2 separate regions of the Homo sapiens genome follow, and region 2 is linked to region 1. Evidence: chromatin loops called from intact Hi-C (ENCODE). Cell type or tissue: psoas muscle. All regions are shown on one strand. Each heading gives the region's core, and the rest is flanking DNA. Links, peaks and the distances in the headings are about the cores only. Region 1 holds the start of LOC100128288 (a long non-coding RNA gene). Region 2 overlaps PFAS (phosphoribosylformylglycinamidine synthase).

Region 1 (15,434 bases), core at 4,355-12,354:
ATAAAAGACTGTTTTCCTCAGCAGGCAAAGAATTCTTAAAACTCAACTAACCAATTTAAAAATGTACAAAATATTTAAAAATATGCAAAAGATCTACAGACATCTCGCCAGAGATGATATACATATGGCAAATAACCATATGAAAGGATGTTCAACATCATATGTTCTCAAGGGAATTGCAGATTAAAACAATGAGATACCGCTGCATTTATTTGAATAGTTAAAATCCAAAATACTGACAACACCAAAAGCAAGTGATGATGTGGAATAACAGGAACTCTCATTCATTGTTGGTGGGAAGGCGAAATGGCCAGCAACATTGGAAGACAGTTTGGCAATTTCTTTTCTTTTTTTTTTTTGGGACAGTGTCTCCCTCTGTTGCCCAGGCTGGAGCGCAGTGGCACAATCTTAGCTCACTGCAGTCTCCGTCTCCCACATTCAAGCAATTCTCCCACCTCGGCCTCCAAGTAGCTGGGATTACAGGGGCGTGCCACCATGCCCGGCTAATTTTTTTTTTGCATGTTTAGTAGTAACGGGGTTTCACCATGTTGGCCTGGCTGGTCTTGAACTTCTGACCTCGGCCTCCCAAAGTGTTGGGATAACAGGCACGAGCCACCGTGCCCAGCCTGGTTTGGCAATTTCTTAAAAAACTAAACATACTTTTTTATTTTTTGAGATGGAGTCTCACTCTGTCGCCCAGGCTGGACTGCAGTGGCGCGATCTAGGCTCACTGTAAGCTCCACCTCCCGGGTTCACGCCATTCTCCTGTCTCAGCCTCCACAGTAGCTGGGACTACAGGTGCCCACCACCACACCCGGCTAATTTTTTTGTGTATTTAGTAGAGACAGGGTTTCACTGTGTTAGCCAGGATGGTCTCGATATCCTGACCTCGTGATCCGCCCACCTCAGCCTCCCAAAGTGCTGGGATTACAGGCGTGAGCCACCGCGCCCGGCCAAAACTAAACATACTCTTAAAATACAATCTCGTGATTGTTGTGCTCCTATTTACTCAAATGAACCAAAATCTGATGCCCACACAAAAACCACACACAAATCTTTATAGCAGCTTTATTCATAATTGCCGAAAATTAGGAGCAAGCAAGATATCCTTCAGTAGGTGAATGCATAAACTGTGGTATATCCATACAATGGAATATTATTCAGTGCAAAAAAGAAATGAACTATTCAAGCCACAAAAGACGTGGAGGAAACTTAAATACACATTGTGAAGTATAAGAAGGCAGTCTGAAAAAGGAACATACTATATATAACATTTTGGAAAAGGCAGAACTATAGAGAGTAAAAAGATCAGTGGTTTCCAGGAGTTTGGGGAGTAGGAAGGGAGGGATGAATAGCTAGCTAGAGTACAGGGGATTTTTGGGATAGTGCAACTATTCTGTATGATACTTTAATGGTAGCTACATGTAATTTTACATTTGTCAAAACCCATAGAATGAGCCAGGCATGGTGGCACATGCTGTAGTCTCAGCTACTTGGCAGGCTGAGGTGGAAGGATCACTTAGGCTCAGGAGCTTGAGGCTGAAGTAGACCATGACTGCGCCACTGCACTCCAGCCTGGGCAATAGAGTGAGACCCTGTCTCTAAACAAACAAACAAACACAATAGAATGCATAGCACAAAGAGTGAACCCTAATGTAAACTACAGATTTGCAGAGGCAGGAGAATTGCTTGAACCCGGGAGGTGGAGGTTGCAGTGAGCCGAGATCACACCATTCCACTCCAGCCTGGGCAACAAGAGCGAAACTCCGTCTCAAAAATAAAAATAAAATAAAAATAAAGTCCATTATTAAACAACAAAAAAGCACCCCAAAAACCAAGGGCCAAGAAAGAGGGAATATTATTTTTCTTTTCTTTTTTTTTTTTTGGAGACAGAGTCTCGCTCTGTTGCCCAGGCTGGAGTACAGTGGCGCAATCTCTGCAACCTCTGCCTCCCAGGTTGAAGCGATTCTCGTGCCTCAGCCTACTGAGTAGCTGGGGTTATAGATGCCCGCCACCTCGCCTGGCTAGTTTTTGTATTTTTAGTAGAGACAGGGTTTCAGCATGTTGGCCAGGCTGGTCTTGAACTCCTGACCTCAAGTGATCCACTCGCCTCGGCCTCCCAAAGTGCTGGGATTACAGGCATGAGCCACCACACCTGGCCTAATTTTCTATAATGGAGAAAACACAAGGCTTATGATTTTCTGCTTCCACAAAGCATTTGGCAGAAATAGGCCAGGAATCCCTATTTTGTAGCCAGGGGAAAGGAAGAATTGTTCTCGGTAGGGGACCACTCTCTAGGGTGAAGCCTGGTCAGTGCCATAGAAACTGTCCTTGGTATTTCTGAGAATTCTGGGTCCATGCTTGGTTAGCTGAGAAACTTGTCAGACACCATATTCTAGTGAGTGCCTGGAAGATACCTGTGAACAGAAGGGGAAACGACACAAGGCCTGGGGGCTTTCAGGCAGCTTTTGGGATCTGCTACATAAAATGCCAGGACTTGAAGACAAGTGACTCTCACTCACATGAATACTGCCTTTGCAGGCCAAAGAGCAAACTGCCAAGTTACTGCCCTGTATTTCCATGTTCAAAGCTGTCTCTCCTCTTTGGTGGGACCTTGTCAATTCTTCTTTTTTTGGACGTAATTGTAGAGTTACAGAAAAGTTGCAAGAATAGTACAAAGAATTCCCACTCTTCACCCAGATTCCCCAAATGTTAACATTTTACTGCATTTTTTTTTTTTTTTTGAGACAGAGTCTTGCTCTGTCACCAGGCTGGAGTGCAGTGGCGTGATCTTGGCTCACTGCAACCTCCGCCTCCTGGGTTCAAGCAATTCTCCTGCCTCAGCCTCCTGAGTAGCTGGGATTACAGGCGCGTGCCACCACGCCTGGCTGATTTTTGTATTTTTGTAGAGACGGGGTTTCACCATGTTGGTTAGGCTGGTCTCGAACTTCTGACCTCATGATCTGCCCACCCTGGCCTCCCAAAGTGCTGGGATTACAGGCGTGAGCCACCGCACCCAGGTGCATTGGTTTTATATCTCTCTGTCCCTCTGTCCCTCCCTTCTCTCTCTCTCTCCACACACACACACACACACACACACACACACACTCATTTTCCTGTACTATTTGATAATAAGTCGCCGACATAATGCTCTTTATCTCAAGATATTTCAACATCTATTTCCTAAAAACAAGGACATTCTCTTACATAACCACAGTACAATCCTCAAGACCAGGAAATTAACTTTGATACAATATTATACTCTTCAGACAATATTCACATTTTACCAACTGTCCCAATGATGCTCATTGTAATAAAAGAATATCCTGGATCATGCATCACATTTGGTTCCCAGTGTCTCTAGCCTACTTTAACTGGAATAGCTCCTCAGTCTTTCTTTGTCTTTCTCAACATTGCCGTTTTTTAAAGAGTACAGGGCAATTATTTTGCTGAATGCCCCTCAATCTGGGTTTGTCTCTTGTCTCTTCATAATTAGATTCAAGTAGCGCATCTGTGGTAGAAATGACACAGAAATGTTCTCAGTGCATCCTTTCAGGGCAGCAGTAGTTGTACATGTACTGGGGAGGTTAACTTTGATCACTGGGTTAAGGTGGTGTCTGCCAGGTCTCTGAGCGAGGATCCTGCTGATTATATTTCTCCCTGCAAGAAGTCCTCTAATACAAAGTAGGCAGGATGGAGAATGTTCAGCAGTGATCTGCAAATGGTCCTTGGAAACTTAGCTTGTGTGACTTCTCACTGAGCACTCCTTTACAGACTTACAAGTCTTTACTCTGTGCCTATTTTTCTGCATTTAGCAGTCTCTTTATTTGTTGGTACCACCAAAGGCCAGCATGATGCCTGGTACATACTTAGTGCTTATAAATGTCCAATGAATGAGTGAAACTGACAGGCTAGAGAAGGGGGTAGGTAAGGAGAGCTGGTCCAGGAAAAGCCCAGAATGACAGTGGATTTCAGAGAGGCTCTCTTCCTGATACAGAGGGCCCCTGCACCTACAGATGAAGAAGGGTGGCAGTTTCAGGTGTCTGGACTGGTTCTCTGCACCCCATTCAGGGCAGAAAGGCAGGGTTTCAGGACTGGGAGCCAGCTGTGTTATTACAGGTGGCCTGGGTTCTGTGTTGAGCGAGATCCTAATGGTCCCTACATTTAAGGCAGCCATTTCCAGCATTTTGGCCATTGCATCAGGAGAAAGAGAGGCAAAAACAAGAGGGGATGTCATTCAAAGAACAGTACACTGAATTGTGGGGGTAGAGTGGGGAGGAGGAAAGAGGCAAACATCTGGCCACTGAATGACTCACCAAAGTTAGGAGTGAGCCATCTGTGTGAATCCCAGAGGAAAGGCTCACAAGCACTCATCTGCTACGTACTCACCCTGTAATGTCGCGGGAAATGCATAAAAGTGAAAAGAACTCCTACGCCAAAGTTCCAGGTGTGGAAAAGTTATTCTGAGCAAGGAGCTAGTCAACAGAAAGGATGTAGCAATTCAAATTACATAGAACAATAAGATTTAACAAATTGAGACATGGGGAAGCAAAAAGCAAAATATCAGGACCAAATTTTAAATGGAAAAGGGAAACTCTAACTAGATCCAAACCAAAATGATAATAATAATGATAATAATAATAATGAAGAAAAGTAAACATAAGAAAAATATGATTCTAAAAGGCAAAGTCTCATATTAAAACGGAAAGGCAATTTGCTCAGGAAGCTCACATTTCCTGCCTTCTTTGTTTGCTTGGAAAACACAGTAGAGTCGACCATCTGGGGTAATTAATTCTAGGGTAAAAATGTCAGAACCTGGGTAAACAAAGATTAGCACCATGATAAAAATAAGGAAGAACCAGGAACTAAAAAAGAAACCAAATTCAGTAAGTTCAAAGGGATAGAATTCTGAAGAAAATTCTGAAGATTCCAGGGACAAGCTTGTTTTGCCATCCGTCAACTTTTTGAATGAGAGTCCTGGGATAACTCTTGCTCTTTTATATTTCAAAGTATCTCAGGTTTCAAATCAATTTCTATAAAGCTTCCACAAAACAAATGGAAGGAAGAACTGTAAATCACAAACTAAAAAAAACAAACAAAACAAAAAACCTTTCCCCCTTACAATTCAACAACCCAAAGTCACCAAATTGAAGAAGGGTAAAGTAATTGCAGAGGTAACGGGCTCATGCACTGATTGAACCTAACCTTGGCAAACCATACTTCAATGGTCTGTTGTACTAATGTCCAGAAAGCATGCAAAATAATTTGGAAGCAAGAATGTAAGTCTGAGCTTCTCGGTTGCCTCCCCCACTGCCCTTCCTTCTCAGTGCTAATGACATTCCAATGCTTAGTCTCAAAAAAACCACTGGTAATAGGGATCTCAGAAATATCAGAAGAAAACGTTCCTTCTACCCCTAGAGCTGCAGACAAGCAGATTCTATTCCACAATATAAGGCCAAAGCTAGTTCTGAAAAAGTGGGTAAATAGAGAACATTCACAAAAGCATTCATCTCTAAGTCTCCTATCTTCTCTCCATCTCGGAAGTGGGGACATGTGCCCTGGCAGGAAGCTCAGGCTGGGGTTCTAGAAGAGGTAGGAAGTACAAAAGTAGAAGAGGACAGTCTTCATACTACACAGGGCAGAACTGGAAGAGAACTTTAAAACGAGTTGGTTCAATTGTCTGTCACCTTAGATGAGGAAGCCAAGTTCTGGAAAGAATAAGTGACTCTGGCAGTGCCTAGAGTAGCCGATGGCCTGAGTTTCTTCCTGCCACCCCACACAAAACAAGTGCAACCAGGAAATTCATGTGCCTAGACCTGATGCCTTAATTCCAAAGCTGCAAAGGTAGTTGGGACCATATGATAGTCCAACTTGGATGCCAGGTTTAAGTTGTTATCCTGTGAGTGAGGAACCACTGCAGATTTCTTTTTTTCCCCTGAAGGGCTGTGGTGCAATCGTAGCTCACTGCAGCCTTGACCTCCTGGGCTCAAGAGATCCTTCCACCTCAGCCACCCAAGTAGCTGGGCCTACAGTGTGAGCCACCAAACCTAATACCATGCCTCACTATGTTGCCCAGGCTGGTGTCGAACCCTGTGGCTCAAGCAATCCTCCTGCCTCAGCCTCCAAAGTGCTTGGATTACAGGCACGAGCCACTGCACCTGGCCCAATGGAGATTCTTGAGCAGGGAAGATGGTTATAAGCATTGACCTTGGACTTGACACTTAGGTTTGAACCCTGGGCTAGTTATTACTTTCTGAGCTTTATTTCTTTCTTTATGAGAGGAAAATTAAGTCCTTAATACACCTATTTAAACTCATTTCTTCAGCTTCAACTGACTTTGTAGGATCGTAAGGATTACATAAGAAAATGAATTTAAGGCCAGGCGTGGTGGCTCACGCCTGTAATCCCAGCACTTTGGGAGGCCAAGGTGGGTGGTGGATCACGAGGTCAGGAGATCAAGACCGACCGTCCTGGCTAACATGGTGAAACCCCGTCTCTACTAAAAATACAAAATAGCCGGGCGTGTTGGCGGGTGCCTGTAGTCCCAGCTACTTGGGAGGCTGAGGCGGGAGAATGGCGTGAACCCGGGAGGTGGAGCTTGTAGTGAGCCAAGATTGCGCCACTGCACTCCAGCCTGGGCGACAGAGGAAGATTCCATCTCAAAAAAAAAAAAGAAAATGAATTTAAAGCTCAATACTAATACTGTAGGTAAATTAGTATTCAGTAGTGTTAACTATTATTCCAAGCAGAGCTTTACTTCTGGAAGATTCACTAGGTGGGTTGTCTCCAATCAACAAAGGTAACAAGAGCCTGTCCTGGGGGAATGGAGAGATGGTAACAGATTTAAGACATTTCAGAGTTAGCCTATCAGTTATGTACTGTTGCATAACAAACCACCTCTAAACTCGGTGGCTTGAAACAACAACATTCATTTATTTTGCACATGACTCTGCAATTTGGCCAGGGCTTGTCTCTGTTCTATACAGTATTGAATGGACGATGAACTGGGGGCTGGGGAGTCTCCTTTTAAGATGGCTCACTCACATGGTTGGCAGGTTGGTTCTGTCTGTTGGCTAAGAGCTCAGCCAGGGCCGAGGGCCCAGGGCTTTGGCTCCTCTCAATGTGGGCCTCTCCACAGGCTGCCTGGGCTTCTTCACAACATGGTGACTGTGTTTCAAGAGTAAACCATTCCAAGAGAGTGAGGTGGCATTTTTATAACAGCCTCAGAAGCCACATATTATTACTGTTTTGTACTAGACTGGTCAAGGCAAGAACAAATTTCTGCCGAAGTTCAAGGAGGGGTGATAAAAACTCCATCTCTTGATAGGAAAGTGCAAAGTTCTCGAAGAACATGTGTTACAGATATACTGTTGCATTGACATTTGGAAAATATAATCTGCTACTGGTAGGGATGACATGATTTAGCAAATTGGCTAGGGGCAGTGAGGGAGAATGATACACTGATGACTCTGGGTTGGGTGACCCATGGTGCCATTAATAGAACTAGTGGAATACAGAAGGAAGAATATGTTAGGGGAGATTATTGACTCTGAGAAGCCCATAGTAGTCAGAAGGCAGGAGCCTGGAAGAGGCATAAGTGAGTCTTACACAGAAAAGTCACAGCTAAAACTAAGACTAGAAGAAATGGCCAAGGATGAGAAAGAAAATCATAACAGATTTTTAGAAAACAATTTTTTTTTTGAGAGGGAGTCTCACTCTGTTACCGAGGCTAGAGTGCAGTGGCACGATCTCAGCTCACTGCAACCTCCGCCTCCTAGATTCAAGCAATTCTTGTGCCTCAGCCTCCTGAGTAGCTAGGATTACAGGCACCTGCCACCATGCCTAATTTTTGTATTTTTAGTAGAGATGCGGTTTCGCCATTTTGGCCGGGTTGGTCTCAAACTCCTGACTTCAGGTGATCCGTCCATCTTGGCCTCCAAAGTGCTGGGATTACAGGCATGAGCCACTGCACCTAGCCTATTTTCTACTTTTTAAATGGCATTATTTTTCCATACCAGTATTTATTTTTATGTAGCCAGATGTATTAATATTTTTCTCCAAGATCACAAACATCTTTTTTCATACATACATATATATATCATACATATATATGTCATACATATATATCATACATATATATATCATACATATATATATCATACATATATATATATATATATATATATATATATATTTATTTATTTATTTATTTATTTTTTAGACAGATTCTTGCTCTGTTGCCCAGGCTGGAGTGCAGTAGTGCGATCTTGGTTCACTGCAACCTCTGCCTCCCGAGTTCAAGTGATTCTCCTGCCTCAGCCTCCTGAGTAGCTGGGATTACAGGCGCCTGCCACCACACCCAGCTAATTTTTGTATTTTTAGTAGAGACAGGGTTTTGCCAGGTTGGCCAGGCTGGTCTCGAACTCCTGACCTCAGGTGATCCACCCACCTTGGCCTTCCAAAGTGCTTGGATTACAGGCGTGAGCCACCGCACCCAGCCCCCCAATATTTTTATCATTATTTTTAAATGTTTAATGTTTAGGGGTCAGACTTCATTTTTGTCAAATGGACAGCCAATTGATCCAGCCCCATTAACTGAATAATACAACCCTTCCCACTGATTGAAATGCCACTTCTATCATAAGTTCCTAGAGATACACAGGTCTGTTGCTGGCCATTTTTCTTTTTCTTTTTTCTTTTTTTCTGGAAACAGGGTCTCTGTCACCCAGGCTGCAGTGTGGTGATACGATCATGGCTCACTTTAACTTTGGCCTCCCAGGTTCAAGTGATCCTCCCACTTCAGCCTCCCAAGTAGCTGGGATTACAGGTACATGGCACCATGCCCCGCAGTGGCCTTTCTTCAGCAGTGGGCCACAGAAACGAATATGCATGTGAGTGGCTGAGGGTGGCCACCTGGAGAGTGCCACATGCACTGCGTCTCCTCATTTGCTGCTGTGCAGAAATTGTGGACCCACTGTGGCCACATATGCCGAGTTCTCAAGAGGTGCTAGACATCCAGATTTTTATATGAACTCTCCAGTGTTTAAAGTGTTGGCAATTAATTAAAAAAAAAAAATTTAAAATGCCGGGCACCATGGCTCACGTCTGTAATCTCAGCACTTTGGGAGGCCAAGGTGGGTGGATCACCTGAGGTCAGGAGTTTGAAACCAACCTGGCCAAAATGACAAAACCCCGTCTCTACTAAAAATACAAAAATTAGCCAGGCGTGGTGGCGGGCACCTGTAATCCCAGCTACTCAGGAGGCTGAGGCAGAAGAATCACCTGAACCCGGGAGGTGGAGGTTGTAGTGGGCCGAGATCACGCCATTGCACTCCAGCCTAGGCAACAAGAACGAAACTCTGTTTAGAAAAAAAAAAAATTAAAAACATTATGTGGACAAAATACATTTGCAAGCTGAGACTAGCCTGTGGCACACCGGTTAGTGACCTCTATTCCACATGCTGAAATAATGCAGGCCAGACTGGGTCCAGGAATCCACCTCTAACTCTTTCCCACTGCCAACATTAAGATGCAAAAGAGGAAGAGTGATGTGGCAGCTCCTGGAAACCCAGGCATCTCTGGGAAAGCAAGCAGTGTTATGGCTCATGTGTCACCTTTTACCCACAGGAGTTGATGATGTGGTTCCCGGTATGCCAAGTAACTAGGAGGGAGGAGGTCAGCACTGGGGAGGGGAAGGTAACATCCTCAGTCAAAGTTGGACCTCCCAGACCTGTTAGGCAGAGTTACAAAGAAAGACAATGGGTTGGAAGGAGGATGGAAACTGAGGTGCTGGCCAAGAACATAGCAAGATTTTGGCCCCCCAAAACAAGCTGGAAAGTGATGTCACTTCCTATGTAATAATAATGTGGCTTCCGTGGAAACCTTCCAACTTAACACTGCAGAATCTGAAAAGAAATGGCAATGAGCAGAGGTCTCCCACCCTCACGTGGAGGACAGGGTCCGCAAAGATGAGTCACATTGTAGAACTTCACTATTCAGAGAAAGCCCCTTCACATGCAGAATCTCGCTGGTCTCTCAGGACAATCCTGTGAGGTAGGCAGCACCAGGGGTGTTACTGCCCCTTACAGAAGAGGGAACTGGCATTAGTGATGATCAGAATGGGTCTTAGATAGCTCTGGGATGTGCAGGAAGGACACTTGTATGAAGAATAAAAGACCGGCCGGGCGAGTGGCTCACGCCTGTAATCCCAGCACTTTGGGAGGCCAAGACAGGCGGATCATGAGGTCAGGCATTCGAGACCAGCCTGGCCAACATAGTGAAACCCCATCTCTACTAAAAATACAAAAAATTAGCCGGGCGTGGTTGGCGGGCGCCTGTAATCCCAGCTACTTGGGAGGCTGAGGCAGGAGAATCGCTTTAACCTGGAAGGTGGAGGTTGCAGTGAGCCAAGATTGTGGCCACTGCACTCCAGCCCGGGCGACAGTGCGAGACTCCATCTCAAAAAAAAAATAATAAAATAAAAATAAAAGACTGCAGGCCCTTTCTCCTTCCCCGTGCCCATTTCTGTAGAATCATTTATTCATTAAATTCACTGAACACTTTCCATGGGCTGGGCACTCTTAGGCATTGGGAACATAGGAGTACACAGGTCCTGGGCACTGTCCTCCCCTGTGGCTGGGTCAGTCATCCTTACTCTGAATCATGGCCCAGACTGGCCTTGCCCTACTCCTCTCTAGGTAGAGCAGTGATCTCAGGCCAACTCTTGCATTTTGTTCCAGAAACCTTGATTATTTCCCTGACTATTGGTCACTTCCCGAAATGCACTGAACTGTGCCAGGAATAGGATATGTTTTTAAGTGCTTGAGACACAGACAAGTGGCAGACGCATACCCAAATTCCAACCATACTTTACTTCTGACCTAATTTTAATATATGTTTCATGCAGTTACACAATTATCTGTGCATAATGCTCTGAGAAAAGGGATGGCACATACAGTTTCTCCTGAAGCGGGAAACAGAGCCCAGTTGGTAAGGTGGCCAGTCTCTAGGGCATCTTAGATGAACCTTGTTTCTTCCTATTACTTTTCCTTCATCTACTTTTTTTTTTTCTGAGATAGAGCCTTGCTCTGTCGCCCAGGCTGGAGTGCAGTGGCATGATCTCGGCTCACTGCAACCTCTGCCTCCTAGGTTCAAGGGATCTTCCTACCTCAGGCTCCTGAGTAGCCAGGATTACAGGTGCATGCCACCGTGCCCGGCTAATACTTTGCATTTTTGTAAAGACGGGGTTTCACCATGTTGGCCAGGCGGGTCTCGAACCCCTGACCTCAAGTGATCGGCCGCCTAAGCCTCCAAAGTGCTGGGATTACAGGCATGAGCCACCGTGCCCAGCCTTCCTTCATCTACTTATTTTCCTGTGATGCCTCCATGTTTTAGAGTATGTGTCTGAGGGGCAGGAATATGTATTAGATATATCTAGGGCAGTCCCACCAGCTTTACATTCTTGAGACCTCATCCATCAGTTCTTGTTTTGCAGACATATACTTCTATTGACTACAATGAGAAGTGTGTCTCTTAAAAAGGTAAGTCTGGCCGCGCGTGGTGGCTCACGCCTGTAATCCCAGCACTTTGGGAGGCAGAGGCAGGTGGATCACGAGGTCAGGAGATCGAGACCATCCTGGCTAACATAGTGAAACCCCGTCTCTACTAAAAATACAAAAATTAGCTGGGTTCGTGGGGGTGCGTGCCTGTAGTCCCAGCTACTCAGGAGGCTGAGGCAGGAGAATCGCTTAAACCTGGGAGGCGGAGGCTGCAGTGAGCCCAGATCATGCCACTGCACTCCAGCCTGGGCGACAGAGTGAGATTCTGTCTCCAAAAAAAAAAAAAATTAGCCAGGTGTGGCAGTGCACGCCTGTAGTCCCAGCTACTGGGGAGGCTGAGGCAGGAGAATTGCTTGAACTGGGGAGGCAGAGGCTGCAGTGAGCCCAGATTGTGCCACTGCACTCCAGCCTCAGTGACAGAGCGAGACCCTGTCTCAAAAAAAAAAAAAAAAAACAAGTGAACAAAGGTCTCTGGTTTTCCTAGGCAGAGGACCCTGCGGCCTTCCGCAGTGTTTGTGTCCCTGGGTACTTGAGATTAGGGAGTGGTGATGACTCTTAAGGAGCATGCTGCCTTCAAGCATCTGTTTAACAAAGCACATCTTGCACCGCCCTTAATCCATTGTTTATCTGCTGACCTTCCCTCCACTATTGTCCTGTGACCCTGCCAAATCCCCCTCTGCAAGAAACACCCAAGAATGATCAATTAAAAAAAAAAAAAAAAAGTTAAGAGCAAAAAAAAAAAAAAAAAAGTCCTGGTTGGGTGTGGTGGCGTGTGCCTGTAATCCTAGCACTTTGGGAGGCCAATCCCTTGGGCCCAGGAGTTTGAGACCAGCCTGGGCAATATAAGGAGACCCTATCTCTAAAAAAATGAAAAAAAAAATAAATAAATAAGTTCAAGTTCAGGTCCCTAGTACCTGTGAATGTCACCTTACTTGGAAAGAGTATTCGCTGATCTAATTAAGGTAAGGATCTCGAGATGAGATCATCCTCATTAGAGTGGGCCCTAAATCCAGTGACATGGATTTGGTGTCCAGTGATGTCTTTACAAGAGACAGGAAAGAATACACACAGGTATTCCTGTGTATTTCAAGTCAAGTTGTATATGGTAGTCCTTGCTTAATAAGGGAAAAGTTCGGGTCTGTGTATTTATTCTTAGGGCTGCCATAAAAAATTATGGCCTTCTCAGGGGAGAAGGCCACATGAAGATAGAAGCAGAGACTGGACTTACACTGTCACAAGCCAAGGACTGCCAAGGATTGCCGATGGCCACTAGAGAAAGGAGAAAGGCATGGAATGGATTCTCCCCCAGAGCCTCCAGAAAGAACCTACCTTACTAACACTTTAATTTCAGACTTTGGGCCTCCAGAACTGTGAGACTCAATTTCTGTTAAGTCACCCATGTGGTGGTAATTTTTTTTTTTTTTTTTTGAGACAGAGTCTTGCTTTGTCACCCAGGCCGGAGTGCAGTGGCATGGTCTCGGCTCACTGCAACCTCTGCCTCCTGGGTTCAAGTGATTCTCCTGCCTCAGCCTCCTGGTTAGCTGGGATTACAGGCACACAGCTCCAAGCCTGGCTAATTTCTATATTTTCAGTAGAGACAGGGTTTCATCATGTTGGCCAGGCTAGTCTTGAACTCCTGATCTCAAGTGACCCGCCCACCTTGGCCTACCAAAGTGCTGGGATTACGGGCATGAGCGCTGCGCCCGGCCAGGTTGTGGTAATTTTTTATGGCAGCCCTAAGAATAAATACACAGACCTGAACTTTTGTCTTTTTGAGCAAGGACTGCCATGTACAACTTGACCTGAGAGTGCAGCCTTCAATCTTTTCCTCTGGGGCCTCTGGCAACAGTTCTCAGATGACTATGCTCAGAGAGACACCTGTGACTGTCCACCCAGCAGCCATCTGTTCACCAGCAGAGGAGACCGGAAGTCCCTTGTGAGGTGCTGGGTTCTGAAGCTTCAGGAGTGGGATCCATGTCATCGTCCATATCAGATCTGTCTGCTCCAATCTCAGCCCTTTCTTCCTGCCTGATCCAAAGGCTATTTTCTAGCTGTTCTTCAGCAATTTCTAGCTCTTCTTCCGTTTGTAAAGTAGCCACAGTTTCCCGGGGCAAGTTTGAGGAATATAGCCCAAATTTGGCTTTATAGCCAAACATTGCCTCAAATGGACTTTGCTGCAAGGAAACGTCGAAAGCCTGATTCCTCACCATCTGCATGAATCGGAGGCCTTTGGCCCAGTGACATGAGTGGTTACTCTGCATCCAGGTACTTATCATGTTCTTTACATCACGGCTTGCTCCTTCCAGGGAGCCCTGGCTTTGGCCAGGGTGGTACTTACCAGATACAATCTTTAGGTCTGGCCACAACTCATTGAGCTCATGAACAACCTGGTTTGTGAACTCAACGCCACTGTCAGAGTCTAACACACTGGGTGTACCAAGAATTGTGAAAATATCTAACAAGACACTGACCACCTCATGGGCCTGTTTGGTTCTTAATGGCCGTAAAATAATAAACTTGGTTGAGTGATCCTGGTAGTATAAAATGAACTTGAACTCACCATCGGCACTGGACTGCATGTCAAGTATTTCAACTTGGCATGTGGAGTCTATGTCCTTAAAAGTCATGGGCTTTGGTGCAAGGCCTCTCTTGGGTACTGGGTTCTTCTGGTGGCACTGTTTACACAGAGTCAGATATAAGACAATAACTTCTTTGGTGACATTCCCATATTTTCCTTGCAGCTCCTTGAGCATGCGTGTCCGCCCACCATGTCCAATACTGAGATGTGTATCATGAAGAATATCAAACAACTCTTCCTTATGTACATAATACCGTATTCGATCACGTTCTCCATGAGTAGCCTCTATCAGTTTCTCTGTGCCCTGTACAGAGATCACATCATATTTTGCTGCACGGCGATAATCACGTGATGACTTCTTCCCTTTTTCTTTAGCTTCTTTAACTTCCTTTATTGTTTGAAAGTACTTTTCTTTGGAAAATACCTTGCTGTTGTAACTTTTGCTTTCTACTAACTTTGTTACACTCATAAGAAACTTTTCTCTCATGTTACTTATCTCCATTTCCATTTCACTTGCATTTGAAACCCCAGGTGGATCATTTCCAGCTCTCTGAGGCATCATGGAGAGCTGTAAGAAGGATCCTAAGAAAGGAAGAAAAGAGAACAAAGTTAAATTCACTGACACTCCCACCTGGAAGACTTTCCCTCTAAAGTTCCTCATCAATTCTTTCATCTAATTTTTGAAGATGATTATATGGAAGAATGATAATAGAATAATAGTTAAAAAGCAACTAGAAAGCCAACTAGCACCATCCAAAACCACAGCATAGCAACAGAATTTGACATCAGTAAAGATCACAAATATGTAGAGGTTTTAGACTTTAGGCAAACAGCAAAAACAATGAAGTCATTAGCTTATAGCAAGAAACCTAATCAACTGGTTTTTATTAACTGAATAGGAGAGAGGATAAACAGAAACTCCTAAGGCAGTAGGCTAAAATCTTACCCTCAGTACCCTTTAAAATAATATAAATGGGAGAACGTTGCTAAAAGGTACCACATAATAACAGCAAACTCTTAAACTGAAATTTGTACCAGGGATTGCTTCTGAGCCTTCCCATGATCAACAGAAACAATTTCTTGGCCAAGCACAGTGGCTCACGCCTGTAATCCCAGCACTTTGGGAGGGCGAGGTGGGCGGATCACTTGAGGTCAGGAGTTCAAGAACAGCCTGGCCAACAGGGTGAAACCCCATCTCTACTAAAAATACAAAATTTAGCCAGGTGTAGTGGCAGGAGCCTGTAATCCCAGCTACTCGGGAGACTGAGGCAGGGAGAACTGCCTGAACCTGGAAGGTG
Region 2 (15,434 bases), core at 926-8,925, 110 kb before region 1:
GTCATGGAATACAGCCCTCATGCACGCAAACCCTGTCTCTGAGCTCTTGAAGCTTATATTTTACTGGGAATGATAGACGGAAATCAAGTGGCTTAATAAACAAAATGCCTTCAGGAAGACTGTCCTGAAAGTTGGGGAGGGGCTGAAGAGTGGTGAGAATCAAGAGTTCATTAAGTCATTCCACAAGTTTTAGAATTTTTTTGCGTTTCAAGCCCTGGTATTGTTCTAAGCCTTGGTAATTCAATGGAAACGAAGCAGCAACATCCCATGCCCACGTAGAGATTTTTTTTCTAGTGGGGAATATAGAGCGAAAAATAAAAACATCCAATAGTGATAAGCGCTTTACAGGAAATTAAAATAGGGCCGGCCATCTGATAGTAACTACTTGAGTGGCTAGTGAAGCCTTTTCCACGAAGGCGAATCACCAGAAATCTAAATAACAAGAGCTAGCCATGCATATGTCAGGGTGAAAAAAATGCCTTCCAGGACTGAGCTTGGCAAGTTAGAGAAATAAAAAAGAAGCTAATGTGTGGTTGGTGCATTGTGGGTGAAAAAGAGAATGGTGTGAGATAGGGTTGGAAAGGTAGGCCAGAGAGTGGCCAGACTTGGTAAACCAGGATGCTGAGTTGGAATTTATACCATGTGTAATGGGAAGCCATAATCCACTTTATGCTGATGTGTGACAAATGAATTGTGGTTATGCAGTGGTCAGGAGGTTAATGCATTGGTCCAGGTGAGTGATGGTGGTGGCTTACTTGAACTAGAGTGAGGTAGTAGAGATGAAGAGATGAGAGATTTGAGACATGATTGGAAATAGATTTCCTGGTGGATTGGATTTAGAGAGTCTGAGGGAAAGAGAATTAAGGATGACTTCTGTGTTTTTGTCTTGAGCAACAAATTGGATGATGGTAGTGTTTACTGAGTGGCAAGACTAGGGGAACAGCAGAGTTTGGTGAGTAAAGCCAGGGTCCCGCTGAGAGGCAGTGGGACCAGAAATTGGATAGGTAGTTTGGGATAGATGGGGAGGGCCTTTGAATGTTAGGCTAAAAGTATTAACTGTAATAGTTCTGTTGCCTGATGCACACTGGAGGTCAATACACCAAGACACCAGGTTGCAGCAGAGAAAGAGGTTTAATCATAGGGCTGCTGAACAAGGAGACAGGAGGAAACCTCAAATCCATCTCCCAGAGTACTTTGGGGCTAGGGTTTTTAAAAAAGAGTTTGGAATAGGATTAGGATGAAGTGTGAAAATCATTGATTGAAGAGTGCAGGGTGAGGTCATGAAACAGGGAGATGAAGAAACTGATTCTCATGCTCACTTGGTTCCACTGTGGGAGTCTTTTTTTTTTTTTATTTTTTTTAATTTGAAAGATGAGGTCTGCCTGGCGCAGTCGCTCACGCCTATAATCCCAGCACTTTGGGAGGCTGAGGTGGGTGGATCACGAGTTCAAGAGATTGAGACCATCCTGGCGAACATGGTGAAACCCCATCTCTACTAAAAATACAAAAATTAGCTGGTCATGGTGGTGTGCACCTGTAGTCTCAGCTACTCGGGAGACCGAGGCAGGAGAATCGCGTGAACCCGCAAGGCAGAGGTTGCAGTGAGCCGAGATCGTGCCACTGTACTCCAGCCTGGCAACAGAGTGAGACCCCATCTCAAAAAAAGAAAAAGAAAGACGGGGTCTTGCTCTGTCACCCAGGCTGGAGTGCAGTGGCACAATCGTAGCTCACTGCAGCCTCAAACTCATGGGCTCAAGCGATCCTCTTACCTCAGCCTCTTGAGTAGCTGGGACCACAGGTACATGCCACCATGCCCCACTAATTTTTAATTTTTTTTTTTATAAAGACAGGGTCTTACCATGTTGCCCAGGGCTGGTCTCAAACTCCTGGGCTCAAGCAGTCCACTGCTTTGGCCTCCCAAAGTGCTGGGATTACAGGCATTGGGATTATAGGCGTGAGCCACTGCTCCTGGCTTCTGTGGGAGTCTTTGAGCTGGTGGAGTCAGCTGTTCTGCTGGAATTCAGGATCTGCTTAAGCAATTCTTTTTTTTTTTTTTTTTTTTTGAGTCAGAGTCTTACTCTGTCACCCAGGCTGGAGTGCAATGGCTCAATCTTGGCTCACTGCAACCTCTGCTTCCCAGGTTCCAGTGATTCTCCTGCCTCAGCCTCCCGAGTAGCTGGGACTACAGGTGCTTGCCACCACGCCCGGCTAATTTTTTGTATTTTTAATAGAGACAGGGTTTCACCACGTTGGCCAGGTTGGTCTTGAACTCCTGACCTCAAGTGATCTGCCCCTCTTGGCCTCCTAAAGTGCTAGGATTACAGATGTGAGCCACCATGCCCAGCCCTGCTTAAGCAATTCTTTTTTTTTGTTTTAATAATTTATGGGTCGGAATGGTGGCGCACGCCTGTAATCCCAACGCTTTGGGAGTCCGAGGCGGGCAGATCACTTGAGGTCAGGAGTTGGAGACCAGCCTGGCGAACATAGGGAAACCCCGTCTCTACTAATAATACAAAAATTAGCTGGGCGTGGTGGCGCATGCCTGTAATCTCAGCTACTTGGGAGGCTGAGGCAGGAGAATTGCTTGAACCCAGGTGGCAGAAGTTGCAGAGAGCCCAGATTGTGCCACTGCACTCCAGCCTGGGTGACAGAGTGAATCCATCTCAAAAAAAAAGAAAAAGAAAATAAATAAATAAATAAATAATTTATGACATGATATCATCAAGCAATAAATTCTTAAACAAAAGCTTTGTGATCAGAGATCCTTTTTTGTTTGTTTGTTTTTGTTTGTTTTGAGACAGAGTTTCACTCTTGTTGCCCAGGCTGGAGTGCAATGGCTCGATCTCAGCTCACTGCAACTTCCGCCTCCCGGGTTCGAGTGATTCTCCTGCCTCAGCCTCTCAATTAGCTGTGATTACAGGCACGCATCACCACGCCCGGCTAATTTTGTATTTTTTTTAGTAGAGATGAGGTTTCACCATGTTGGTCAGGCTGGTCTGGAACTCCTGATCTCAAGTTCTCACTGTGTTGCCCAGGCTGGAGTGCAGCGGCTTGATCACTGCTCACTGCAGCCTCCGCCTCCCCAGGCTCAAGTGATCTTCCCACCTCAGCCTCCCTAGTTGCTGGGACTACAGGCACATGCCAGCACACCCAGCAAATTTTTGTATCTTTTTTGAGAGAGATGGGGTTTTTGCCATGTTGCCCAGGTTGGTCTCGAACGCCTGTGCTCAATCCTCCCACCTCAGCCTCCAAAGGGCTAAGATTACAGGTGTTAGCCACTATGCCCCGCCCAATCTGGCCTCTTCTTATAAGGGCAGATTATAAGAGGTTTGGTGAGATTAGTAGCTCATTCTTGAGAGTTCCACTTTCATGACCTAATTACGTCCCAGAGGCCCCACCTCCAAATACCATAACATTGAGGATTAGGGTTTCAATATATGAATTGGGAGGGGGAGATACACAAACATTCAATCCATGGCTGATACCATTTCTCTCAGGAAATTTTTCCTGACACCTGAAGTGCAGGATTGGTGTCCACAGTCCCCTGACCTTCACCACACGGGACTGGAAATGTCTGGGTACTTGGCCTTTCTCCCCCAATAAAATATAAACCCTGTGAGAGCAGACAGAGTTTCTGTCTTGATTCACAGCGGTGTTTCTAAGACCTTGACTGGGGCCCAGCAAAGTGCATGTACTCCAGGAACACGTGTCAGGTGTGTGCCTGTACACCTCCCTACCACATTAATAAAGACCACATTTTGCAAGATTCCTTAAAATCTCCAAGGTTACATTTTTCAGGTTACCTTGTTTCTCTAAATGTCCATATTACTTTCCCCTACCCTATCCATAACGCCGCAATTTTCCTTGAAATCTGAAATCAGTTCAACAGATAGGCCATAGTTAATGTTATTTTTATTTTATTTATTTATTGAGACGGAGTTTTGCTCTTGTTGCCCAGGCTGGAGTGCAATGGCGCGATCTCGGCTCACTGCAACCTCTGCCTCCCGGGTTCAAGCAGTTCTCCTGCCTCAGCCTCCCTAGTAACTGTGATTACAGGCGCCCGCCACCACACCCAGCTAATTTTATATTTTTAGTAGAGACAGGGTTTCACTATGTTGGCCGGGCTGATCTCCAACTCCTGACCTCAGGCAATCCACCTGCCTCAGTCTCCCAAAGTGCTGGGGTTACAGATGTGAGCCACCACGCCCGGCTTAGTTAATGTTATTTTTTAGGAACCTAATTCATCTCTCCAGCAAAGGACACATCTCTCCAGCAAAGGACACCTCTCTCCAGCAAAGGACACCTGCAGAGATGTCCCCAGTCCTTCACTTCTATGTTCGTCCCTCTGGCCATGAGGGGGCAGCCCCTGGACACACTCGGAGGAAACTGCAAGGGAAACTGCCAGAGCTGCAGGGCGTCGAGACTGAACTGTGCTACAACGTGAACTGGACAGGTTGGGCCCAGGTATTAGATTCTTGGGGGACATGCCTCGGTGCTGGGGGCAGTGTCTCAAGGTGTCCTTGCCCTGTCTCCCTGCAGCTGAGGCCCTCCCCAGTGCTGAGGAGACAAAGAAGCTGATGTGGCTGTTTGGTTGCCCCTTACTGCTGGATGATGTTGCTCGGGAGTCCTGGCTCCTTCCTGGCTCCAATGACCTGCTGCTGGAGGTCGGGCCCAGGTAAGTATCTCATCCTGCCCACCCCTTTCTTCTGCTTTCCTTTGCTTCCTCTTGTGATCCTTGGGAGATTTGCTTTTCCTTTGCTCTTTGCTACTTCCTGCCTAGGAAACCACACATGTGCTTTCCCCATTTGGGTAGATCCCTCCAAAGACCTAGCCTGCTCCAAAACATGTTCTCAAAGCAAAATAAATTAGATTCCAAGTTAAAATCAAACAGTTTTGGCCAGGCGCGGTGGCTCACGCCTGTAATCCCAGCACTTTGGGAGGCCGAGGTGGGGCAGATCACGAGATCAGGAGATTGAGACCATCCTGGCTAACACGGTGAAGCCTCGTCTCTACTAAAAATACAAAAAATTAGCCGGGTGTGGTGGCGGGCGCCTGTAGTCCCAGCTACTAGGCAGGCTGAGGCAGGAGAATGGTGTGAACCCGGGAGGCAGAGGTTGCAGTGAACCGAGATCACGCCACTGCACTCTAGCCTGGGCAACAGAGCAAGACTCTGCCTCACAGAAAGAAAAAAAAATCAAATAGTTTTGATGCTAGAGGACAGTTTTGGTTTGGTTTGAGTGTACTTTAAAAGCAGGTTTCTTGTTGCCCAGCCTGAGGCTGAAAGCCAATGGTGAGGGGATAGCGGTGGGAGGTTGTCCAGACAGCAGTAGGCAGGATCCACCCTCCCAGCTGAGGCCTGCCGGGGGTTCTCCAGTCCTAACCATCAGGCCCATTGTTCAGGCTGAACTTCTCCACCCCAACATCCACCAACATCGTGTCAGTGTGCCGCGCCACTGGGCTGGGGCCTGTGGATCGTGTGGAGACCACCCGGCGCTACCGGCTCTCGGTGAGGTGATGGGGAATCAGGAGGAGGAGATGAGCCAGAGATACAAGATTAGATCCTAAGCTCTAGAGAGAAGCAGGGACAGGTGCTCCTGGCTTTAGGCCTGCTCTGTATGGTCGTACAAGTTGTTCACTGCCTGAAAGTACCTGGTTGAGGGGTAAATGGGGCAGAAATCCAGCCTATGCTTCCTTTAATTTGTGCATCCTGGCATGGATTCATACCTGGAAAGGGCGTCTTTTTGTAATCTGAGAAAAAGTGCCATATGGTGTGGCAGTGGGCTAGCCTTGCATGACTAAGAGGGTAGGAAGGTGGACCATTTCTCTCCATTCTTAAACTCTTCACCCCTTGCCCTCTGTGTGTCTGCACCCCTAGTTTGCCCACCCCCCGTCAGCTGAGGTGGAAGCCATTGCTCTGGCTACCCTGCACGACCGGATGACAGAGCAGCACTTCCCCCATCCCATCCAGAGTTTCTCCCCTGAGAGCATGCCGGAACCCCTCAATGGCCCTATCAATATACTGGGTGAGGGCCGGCTTGCGCTGGAGAAGGCCAACCAGGAGCTTGGTGAGTAGCTGGGGAGGGAGATGTAGGGTCCAGGATAGGCCAGTAGGGGTGCTGAGATCTGGAATGTGGCTGCCTGAGTTCCATAGTCACCTCTTCCTGGATTTGTCTCCTAGGTCTGGCTTTAGACTCTTGGGACCTAGACTTCTACACCAAGCGCTTCCAGGAGCTACAGCGGAACCCGAGCACTGTGGAGGCCTTTGACTTGGCGCAGTCCAATAGGTGAGGAGAAATGGGGTTGTTCCCATACCTGAGCCCATGGGTGTTGGGAGAGACCACAGGGGCTCACCTTCATGTTCCTCCCTTGGCTTAGGGGCCTCCCTGAGTCTCTGAGGGCCTGGGCTCCCGTCATCCATCAAGGAGTCTACATTCAAATCTTGGTTTTATCTTCACTTTGGCTCTGGATAGTCCAAAATGACAGAATACTTGAAGATTATGACTTTTTGGAATATATTTTGATCTGTCATCTAAGTATGAATTTGGCTGTAACTCTGCTGTTAAATGCTGGTGAGAAGACATGGCATTAAGAAATGACCCCGTTTCCACCTGCCTTCCCCTCCCTGCATCGCCCCCTGCAGCGAGCACAGCCGACACTGGTTCTTCAAGGGCCAGCTCCACGTGGATGGGCAGAAGCTGGTGCACTCACTGTTTGAGTCCATCATGAGCACCCAGGAATCCTCGAACCCCAACAACGTCCTCAAATTCTGTGATAACAGCAGGTGCTGTGCCCTAGACTGGGTTGGCGTCAGGACCCGGGGAGGGGAGGCCCCAGGCCCTGGTTGGGTTAGTGTAGGTCCCAGAAAGGAAGCAAGGTCCATGACGGGTATGTCCACAGTGCAATCCAGGGAAAGGAAGTCCGATTCCTACGGCCTGAGGACCCCACACGGCCAAGCCGCTTCCAGCAACAGCAAGGGCTGAGACATGTTGTCTTCACAGCAGAGACTCACAACTTTCCCACAGGTGAGCTGGGTTCCCTGGAGAAATAGGTGAGATCACAGAATAGGGTAGGGCAAAGGTCCCAGGCCCCTGGAGTGGGCCTGGGGAAAATAATCAGGGAAATTGGTTGTCCTTATTTTCAGTGGGGGTGGTCAGAGATGGGGGTTTGTCTCTGAGGCACCCAGACCTCTCCCCACTCTCTCTTTGCAGGAGTATGCCCCTTTAGTGGTGCAACCACTGGCACAGGGGGCCGGATTCGAGATGTCCAGTGCACAGGCCGCGGGGCCCACGTGGTGGCTGGCACTGCCGGCTATTGCTTTGGAAATCTGCATATTCCAGGTTCCATCTCCTTCCTCTCTATCCACCTTCCCTTCCAGATTCCTTGTCCTGGCAGGCAGCAAACTTCTATCTGTTAGGTCCATAGGGTTATCCTGTGTGCCTTTTCTCAGGAGGAAGGGCTCTAGGATAGCTGGCCTTTCACTAACTATGGTCATAAGTGTAGACCTGGGGAGATGAGGTGGCCAGACTGCTTTTGCAGGTCTACGATTTTCTTTAAAAACTAGCCTTCATTCAGCCAGAAAGCATGATATTGGGTTGGTCTTATGATCAGTACCTGCCCCTCAAATCTGGTTTCTTAGCCTGAGAAACTTGGCTGGGCGTGGTGGCTCACGCCTGTAATCCCAGCACTTTGGGAGGCTGAGGTGGGCGGATCACAAGGTCAGGAGATCAAAACCATCCTGGCTAACACGGTGAAACCCCGTCTCTACTAAAAATACAAAAAATTAGCTGGGCGTGGTGGCGGGCGCCTATAGTCCCAGCTACTCAGGAGGCTGAGGCGAGAGAATGGCGTGAACCCGGGAGGCGGAGCTTTCAGTGAGCCAAGATCACGCCACTGCACGCTAGCCTGGGTGATAGAGCGAGACTCCATCTCAAAAAAAAAAACAGAAAGCCTGTGTAACTCTGATTGCGAGATTCAGAGGGAAGGCTGGTGTGGGTGGTGGAAAGAAGACCAGTGCCTCACTGCAGGCTCTAGGGCTTCCTAAAGCAGGACTTCCTGAAGTGGAACATTGCAACCATGCAGGTGGTCCTTGGTGGCCTTGACTCTTCCTGAAGGATGCAGGCTGCTCCGGCCTGTCTTCACAGTTCATTCAGTTCATCCAGTTCTCTCTCCTTCCCTCCCAGGTTACAATCTGCCCTGGGAGGATCCAAGCTTCCAGTATCCTGGGAATTTTGCCCGGCCCCTGGAGGTTGCCATTGAAGCCAGTAATGGAGCTTCTGACTATGGCAACAAGTTTGGGGAACCAGTGCTGGCTGGTGAGGCTGGGGTGTGGAGGGATGACAAACACCCAGAGGGGCTTGTGGGTGGGGTGTGCGACCCAGGGGCTGTGCTATTGGGCGAGCACTGGGGGAACTGAGTGACAGGTCCCTCTGATGTTCACACTCCAGGCTTCGCCCGCTCCTTGGGCCTCCAGCTCCCAGACGGCCAGCGGCGTGAGTGGATCAAGCCCATCATGTTTAGTGGGGGCATTGGGTCCATGGAAGCTGACCACATAAGCAAGGAGGCCCCAGAGCCAGGTAAGAGCCTGCCACCTTTCTCTGGATCCAGCCAGCTTTCTCCCCAGCACAGGATGGCTACAGGGAGGGAACTTAGGGAACACTTCAGTGGTTAGTTTTTAATATGTTGGCTTATCTTATGTGTCACATAATGATGGACAACTCATTCTGAGAAATGTGGCTATTAGGTAATTTCATTATTGTGCCCACTTCATAGACTGTACATACACAAACCTAGATGGCATAGCCTGCTACACGATCCACACAGCCTCTTACTGGCAATATTATCCAGGAATTTTGTACACTTGGGAGCCATGATGAACAAAACAGCATGAGAATAAAATAAGCACAAGAGAAAATAATGCAATCAAGACGTGGTGGGCCAGGCAGGGTGGCTCGCACCTGTAATCTCAGCACTTTGGGAGACTGAGACAGGTGGATCACCTGAGATCAGGAGTTCAAGACCAGCCTGACCAACATGCTGAAACCCTGTTGCTACTAAAAACACAAAAATTAGCCAGGCATCTGCCGGGCATGGTGGCTCATGCCTGTAATCCCAACACTTTGGGAGGCTGAGGTGGGCAGATCACGAGGTCAGGAGATCGAGACCATCCTGGCTAACACGGTGAAACCCCGTCTCTACTAAAAAAATAAAAAAATTAGCCAGGTGTGGTGGCGGGCACCTGTAGTCCCAGCTACTCGGAGGCTGAGGCAGGAGAATGACGTGAACCCAGGAGGTGGAGCTTGCAGTGAGCTGAGATCCCACCACTGCACTCCAGCCTGGGCGACAGATGGAGACTCCATCTCAAAAAAAAAAAAAAAAAAATTACCCAGGCGTCATGGTGCATGCCTATAGTCCCAGCCTCCTGAGGCACAAGAACCACTTGAAGCTGGGAGGTGGAGGTTGCAGTGAGTGGAGATCGCACCACTGCGATCGCACCACTGTCAAAAAAAAAAAAAAAGACGTGGTAAATATGAGATAATATGAAGCTACTGTCAATGTAACATGGCATACCGTTTTTAGGTAAACTTTTTTTTCTCTTTTTTGTTAATTATTATTATTTTTAATCTGCATTTTCTTTCTCAAGTCAGATTTTTTTTCTCTTTTTAGAGACAGGGTGTTACTTTGTCACCCAGGCTGAAGAACAGTGGTTCTGTCCTAGCTCACTGTGGCCTTGAGCTCCTGGGCTCAAGCAGTTCTCCTGCTTCAGCCTTCCAAAGCACTGGGATTACAGGTGTGAGCCATGGTGCCCAGCCAGAATAAACTTGCTTTATATAAGTAGAATGAGTACATTCTAAAATAACAGTAAAAAGTATAGTTGGTTGGGCACAGTGGCTCACGCCTGTAATCCCAGCACTTTGGGAGGCCAAGGCAGGGGGATTACTTGAGGCCAGGAGTTTGAGACCAGTCTGGGGAATACAGTCAGACCCCTGTCTCTAAAAAAATTAAGAAATAAAACTTAGCTGGATATGGTGGTGTACACCTGTAGTCCCAGCTACCCAGGAGGCTTAGGTGGGAAGATCGCTTGAGCCAAGGAGCTCAAGGCTGTAGTGAGCTATGATCATACCACTGCACTCCAGCATGAGTGACAGAGTGAAACCCTGTCTCCAAAAAAGAATAAAAATAAAAAATAAATGTAGGCTGAGTGTGGTGGCTCACGCCTGTAATCCCAGCACTTTGGGAGGCCATGGTGGGCAGATCACCTGAGGTCAGGAGTTCAAGACCAGCCTGGCCAACATGGTGAAACCCCCTCTCTGCCAAAAATTCAAATATTAGCTGGGTGTGGTGGCGCGCACCTATAATCCCAGCTACTCGGGAGGCTGAGGCAGGAGAATCACTTGAACCTGGGAGGTGGAGGTTGCAGTGAGCCAAGTTTACGCCACTGCACTCCAGTCTGGACGTAAGAGTGAGACTCTGTCTCAAAAAAAAAAAAATTTTTTTTTAAGTGTGGTAAATACATAAACCAGTAATAGTCATTTATTGTCATTATGAAGTATTATGTAGTATACATACAATAATGGTTTGCAGTATACTTTTGTGTGACTGGCAGTATAGTAGGTTTATTTACAATAGCATCACCCACCAGCGTGCCACGATGCCACTAGGCAATAGGAATTTTTCAGCACAATTATAATCTTAAGGGATCACTGTTGTATATGTGGTCTGTTGTTAAGCAAAATGTCATTAGTCAGCCCATGACCAAAATGGAATCATACAATATGCGGCCTTTTGTGTCTGCCTTCTTTCACTTAGCTTAATGTTTTCAGGGGTTATCCGTTGCATCAGTACTTTATTTCTTTTTATGGCTGAATAATATCCCATTATGTAGCTATGTCGCATTTTGTTTACCCATTCCTTAGTTGGTGGACATTGGGGTTGTTTCAGCTTTTTAGCTATTATGCATAATGCTGCTATGAACATTTATGTACAAGTTTTTTTGTTTTGTTTTGGTTTGGTTTTTTTGAGACGGAGTCTCGCTCTGTCGCCCAAGCTGGAGCGTAATGGCGCTTTCTCGGCTCACTGCAAGCCCCGCCTCCCGGGTTCACGCCACTCTCCTGCCTCAGCCTCCCGAGTAGCTGGGACCACAGGTGCCCACCACCACGCCCGGCTAATTTTATGTGTTTTTAGCAGAGACGGGGTTTTGCCGTGTTAGCCAGGGTGGTCTCTATCTCCCGATCTCGTGATCCGCCTGCCTCAGCCTCCCAAAGTGCTGGGATTACAGGCGTGAGCCACCGCGCCCGGCCTATGTACAAGTTTTTGTATGAACATATGTTATAATTTCTCCCAGGTATATAACTAGGGGTGGAATTGCTGGGTCATGTGGTAACTATGTTCAGCTTTTCAAAAAATTGCCAAACTGTTTTCCAAAGCAGCTGTACCATTTTACATTCTCTCTGGCAGTGTGTGAGGGTTCCAGTTTCTCCACATGCTTGACAACACTTGTTAATATCTGTCCTTTTGATTGTAAGGCATAATAGTGGGTATGAAGCAGTATTTCATTGTGGATTTGGTTTGTTTTTCTCTAATGACTAATGATGTTGAGCGTGTTTTCTTTCTTTCTTTTTTTTTTTTGTAGAGACAGAGTCTTGCTCTGTTACTCAGGCTGGAGTGCAATGGCGCAATCTCAGCTCACTGCAACCTCCGCCTCCCGGGTTCAAGCAATTCCCCTGCCTCAGCCTCCCAAATAGCTGGGATTACAGGCACGTGCCACCACACCTAGCTAATTTCTTTTGTATTTTAGTAGAGATGGGGTTTCACCGTGTTGCCCAGGCTGGTCTCAAACTCCTGAGCTCAGGTAATCCACCCGCCTCAGCCTCCCAAAGTGCTAGGATTACAGGCGTGAGCCACCGCACCTGGCCGAGCATGTTTTCGTATGCTAGTTAGCTATGCGTATATCTTCCTTAGAGAAACATCTATTCAGATCCTTTCCTATTTCTTTTTTCTTTTTTGAGATGGGATCTCACTCTGTCACCCAGGCTGGAGTGCAGTGGTGCGATCTCAGCTCACTGCAACCTCCATCTTCCGGGCTCAGGCAATCCTCCCACCTTAGCCTCCTGAGTAGCTGAGACTACAAGCTCCGGCCACCATGCCTGGCTAATTTTTGCATTTTTTGTAAAGATTGGATTTCACTGTGTTAGCCAGGCTGGTCTCGAATTCCTGAGCTCAAGCGATCCGCCCGCCTCAGTCTCCCAAAGTGCTGGGAGTATGGGTGAGTTCTCCCACAGTTTCTACCCTGGAGCCCCCAGGCTTCAGGACCCTTCCGCATCCAGAGGTTGCAGTGAGCCGAGATTGCATCACTGCACTCCAGCCTGGGCAACCGAGCAAGACCCCATCTCAAAAAAAAAAAAAGTTTTTAGTGTATAAGCCTTACTTCTATTGTTAAATTTATTCCTAATTATTTTTATTCTTTTTGATGCTACTGTAAATAGACATAGATATTTTTGCCTTTTTCATTTTTCGCTTAGCAGTATATCTTGGAAATAATTTCATATTGATGAAATCATATTACTTCATTACATTCCTATATTCTCTTTTTTTGGTGGCTTAGTCTTTCATTGTATAGACTTACCATAGTTTACTTAATGAGGTCTCTGTTGTCAGCCTTTAGGTTATTTCATGTACTTGCTAATACAAACGTTACTGTGGTGTTTAATCTTGTAAGTAGGTGATTTTATACCTGTGCAAATAAATCAGCGGGATGACTTCCTCAAAGTGTATTTACCCAATCAGAGACTGTGTGCATTTGTCATTTTGGTTGTTATTGCCAAATCGTCCTCCGTAGTTGATATCAGTTTACTCTCCTATCAACCCAGTCAAGTGGTAAGGCTTCTGGGCTAGGCAGGGTGGCTCACGACTGTAATCCCAACACTTTGGGAGGCCGAGGTGGGCGGATCACCTGAGGTCAGGAGTTTGAGACCAGCCTGGCCAAGATGGTGAAACCCTGTCTCTACTGAAAAAATACAAAAATTAGCCGGGCACGATAGCAGGCGCCTGTAGTCCCAGCTACTCAGGAGGCTGAGGCAGGAATATCGCTTGAACCCAGGAGACGGAGGTTGCAGTGAGCTGAGATCACACCACTGTACTTCAGCCTGGACAACAGAGCGAGACTCCATCTCAAAAAAAAAAAAGCTGGTCAGGCTTCTCCCTAACATCAGCTTCCTCTGTGTTCACGCTGCCTTGCTTTCGAGGCCTCTTCTCGTGGCTTCCCCAGTGTTCTGATTCTGCCTTCCCTTCTTACAGGCATGGAAGTTGTAAAGGTTGGAGGTCCCGTCTACAGGATTGGAGTTGGAGGTGGAGCTGCTTCATCTGTGCAGGTGAGTGGGAATTGCTAAAGGTGCAGAATCCTTGATATAACCGGGCCCCAGGCATAGGGGAGCGTATAGGAGCTTCCAGTCTCGCTGAGCTGAGCTATGCCATATATGCCCCCAGGTGCAGGGAGATAACACCAGTGACCTGGACTTTGGGGCTGTGCAGCGAGGAGACCCGGAGATGGAACAGAAGATGAACCGTGTGATCAGGGCTTGTGTGGAGGCCCCCAAGGGAAACCCCATCTGCAGCCTTCATGATCAGGGCGCTGGTGGCAATGGTGAGGAAAGGAGTTGGAACAAGAGACTGGGCCTGCCTGGTATCCTGCCAGGTTTCGTTTAGGGAGAGGTATCAGGAATCTCCAACCAACCACCCAGCTCTGGGTCCCATTCTCCATGCTCTGTACATTCTAGACAGGTTCAGGGTTGGAAGGGTGGAAGCCTGCTGCCGTGGGATGATTGGTGGTAAGGGTGCGGCAGCAGTTGACACAGGAACACACCAAATTACAGGCCCCTTTGGAGGCCAGGGACTGCCCTTTGTTGCCTGACCACCACTAGGTCACTGCTTCTCCTTGCAACCCTCTCACCAGGCAATGTCCTAAAAGAGCTGAGTGACCCAGCTGGAGCCATCATTTACACCAGCCGCTTCCAGGTGGGTCTCGTCCCCTGAAGTGTGACATTTTCCCACCCCTGCCAGCCCCAGCCCGCTTCCACCCATCTCTCTTGCAACAACATGAGACGTGGGAGTGCCCACTGGCCCTTCTCTTTCCTCCCCGCCGTGGCTGTGCAGCTTGGGGACCCAACCCTGAATGCCCTGGAAATCTGGGGGGCTGAGTACCAGGAATCAAATGCTCTTCTGCTGAGGTCCCCCAACCGGGACTTCCTGACTCATGTCAGTGCCCGTGAACGTTGCCCGGCTTGCTTCGTGGGCACCATCACTGGAGACCGGAGAGTGAGTTGGCCCAGGGAGTTGGGAGCAAACACTGGGGCAGACATGAGCCACCTGGGTATGGGCTAGAGGGAGAGCTGTCAAGGGAGAGAGACGAGAGGAAGATGGGAGGTAGTGGCAAACAAGCTGTGGGGAATGTTGGATCCAAGGAGGGGCAGGGACTCAATATGGAAACCAAACAAGGAGTGGAAAGCACATTTGTGCCCTGATTTCTAGGAACATTCCTTGCTGGTGTTCATAGTCTCATCCCCTCTGGGTGGGGTCCCTGTGGTCTATAGATAGTGCTGGTGGACGATCGGGAGTGTCCTGTCAGAAGAAATGGCCAGGGGGATGCCCCCCCGACACCCCTGCCAACCCCTGTGGACCTGGAGCTCGAATGGGTGCTGGGCAAGATGCCTCGGAAGGTATGTGGGGTTGAGGGGATGGGTTTTTCCTGTGGTCCTCTCCACACCACCCTTTACCCTACGTGCACTTTGTCGCCTGTGTGCCCAGCCCGCCCCAGGTGTTCACACTGCCTGTCGCTGTCTGTGTTGCAGGAGTTCTTCCTGCAGAGGAAGCCCCCCATGCTGCAGCCTCTGGCCTTGCCCCCAGGGCTGAGCGTGCACCAGGCTCTGGAGAGGGTTCTGAGGCTGCCCGCCGTGGCCAGCAAGCGCTACCTCACCAATAAGGTCCTCCCTGCACCCTTCCTCTGCCCCCTGCCTCCTTCCTCCGCTCAGCCTCTTCTGCCCTCCCACCCTTAGAAAGTGCTGTGGGGGTTTTTGCCTGGCCCTGCAGGAAGCAGCAGGGGCAGGGCAGCCACCCTGATGGCCTGGTCTCCCTGCTACCCACCTTCTAAGTAGAGCTGTTGTCTGCATTGGGGGAAAGACAGGCCTCCCACTGCCCTGAGTGCCTTGGGGGCATGTGCGGGAGCTCAGGCTGTCCCTGTCCCTTGCTCTCTTGCTAACCCCACCTGGTTCCACAGGTGGACCGCTCTGTGGGAGGCCTGGTGGCCCAGCAGCAGTGCGTGGGGCCCCTGCAAACTCCTCTGGCAGATGTAGCGGTTGTGGCACTGAGCCATGAGGAGCTCATAGGGGCTGCCACAGCCTTGGGAGAACAGCCAGTCAAGAGCCTGCTGGACCCAAAAGTCG

Evidence for each region. Hi-C counts contacts between places; a loop is a spot of excess contacts. Peaks named below come from ENCODE experiments on the same cell type or tissue, not always from the same donor. Only the 100,000 strongest peaks of a DNase experiment are listed, where the experiment ranks them.
Region 2: a loop joins it to region 1, with 2.0 times the contacts of the local background. A loop is called at or near these places in 7 of 110 quality-filtered maps.

What each region holds. Positions count from the first base shown.
Region 1 is chr17:8,355,669-8,371,102 of GRCh38, forward strand. KRABD2 (KRAB domain containing 2) reads right to left here. Exons shown (of 2, transcript NM_001304947.3): 2 at 3,154-14,718. The coding sequence starts at 14,698. The coding sequence ends at 13,466. LOC100128288 (a long non-coding RNA gene) reads right to left here and starts at 4,873. Exons shown (of 1, transcript NR_024447.1): 1 at 2,745-4,873. In psoas muscle, for the core only: no CTCF peak of the experiment used is centred there; no DNase peak of the experiment used is centred there; H3K27ac peaks cover 5,822 bases.
Region 2 is chr17:8,249,627-8,265,060 of GRCh38, forward strand. It overlaps PFAS (phosphoribosylformylglycinamidine synthase), which reads left to right. Exons shown (of 28, transcript NM_012393.3): 2 at 4,233-4,453; 3 at 4,540-4,675; 4 at 5,401-5,506; 5 at 5,876-6,065; 6 at 6,179-6,284; 7 at 6,641-6,781; 8 at 6,898-7,022; 9 at 7,209-7,337; 10 at 8,181-8,312; 11 at 8,445-8,573; 12 at 13,294-13,367; 13 at 13,483-13,639; 14 at 13,949-14,010; 15 at 14,149-14,310; 3 more. The coding sequence starts at 4,312. Among named protein-coding and RNA genes, the nearest start is that of PFAS, 8.1 kb to the left of the region's middle. In psoas muscle, for the core only: a CTCF peak has its summit at 4,381 (motif pointing right); no DNase peak of the experiment used is centred there.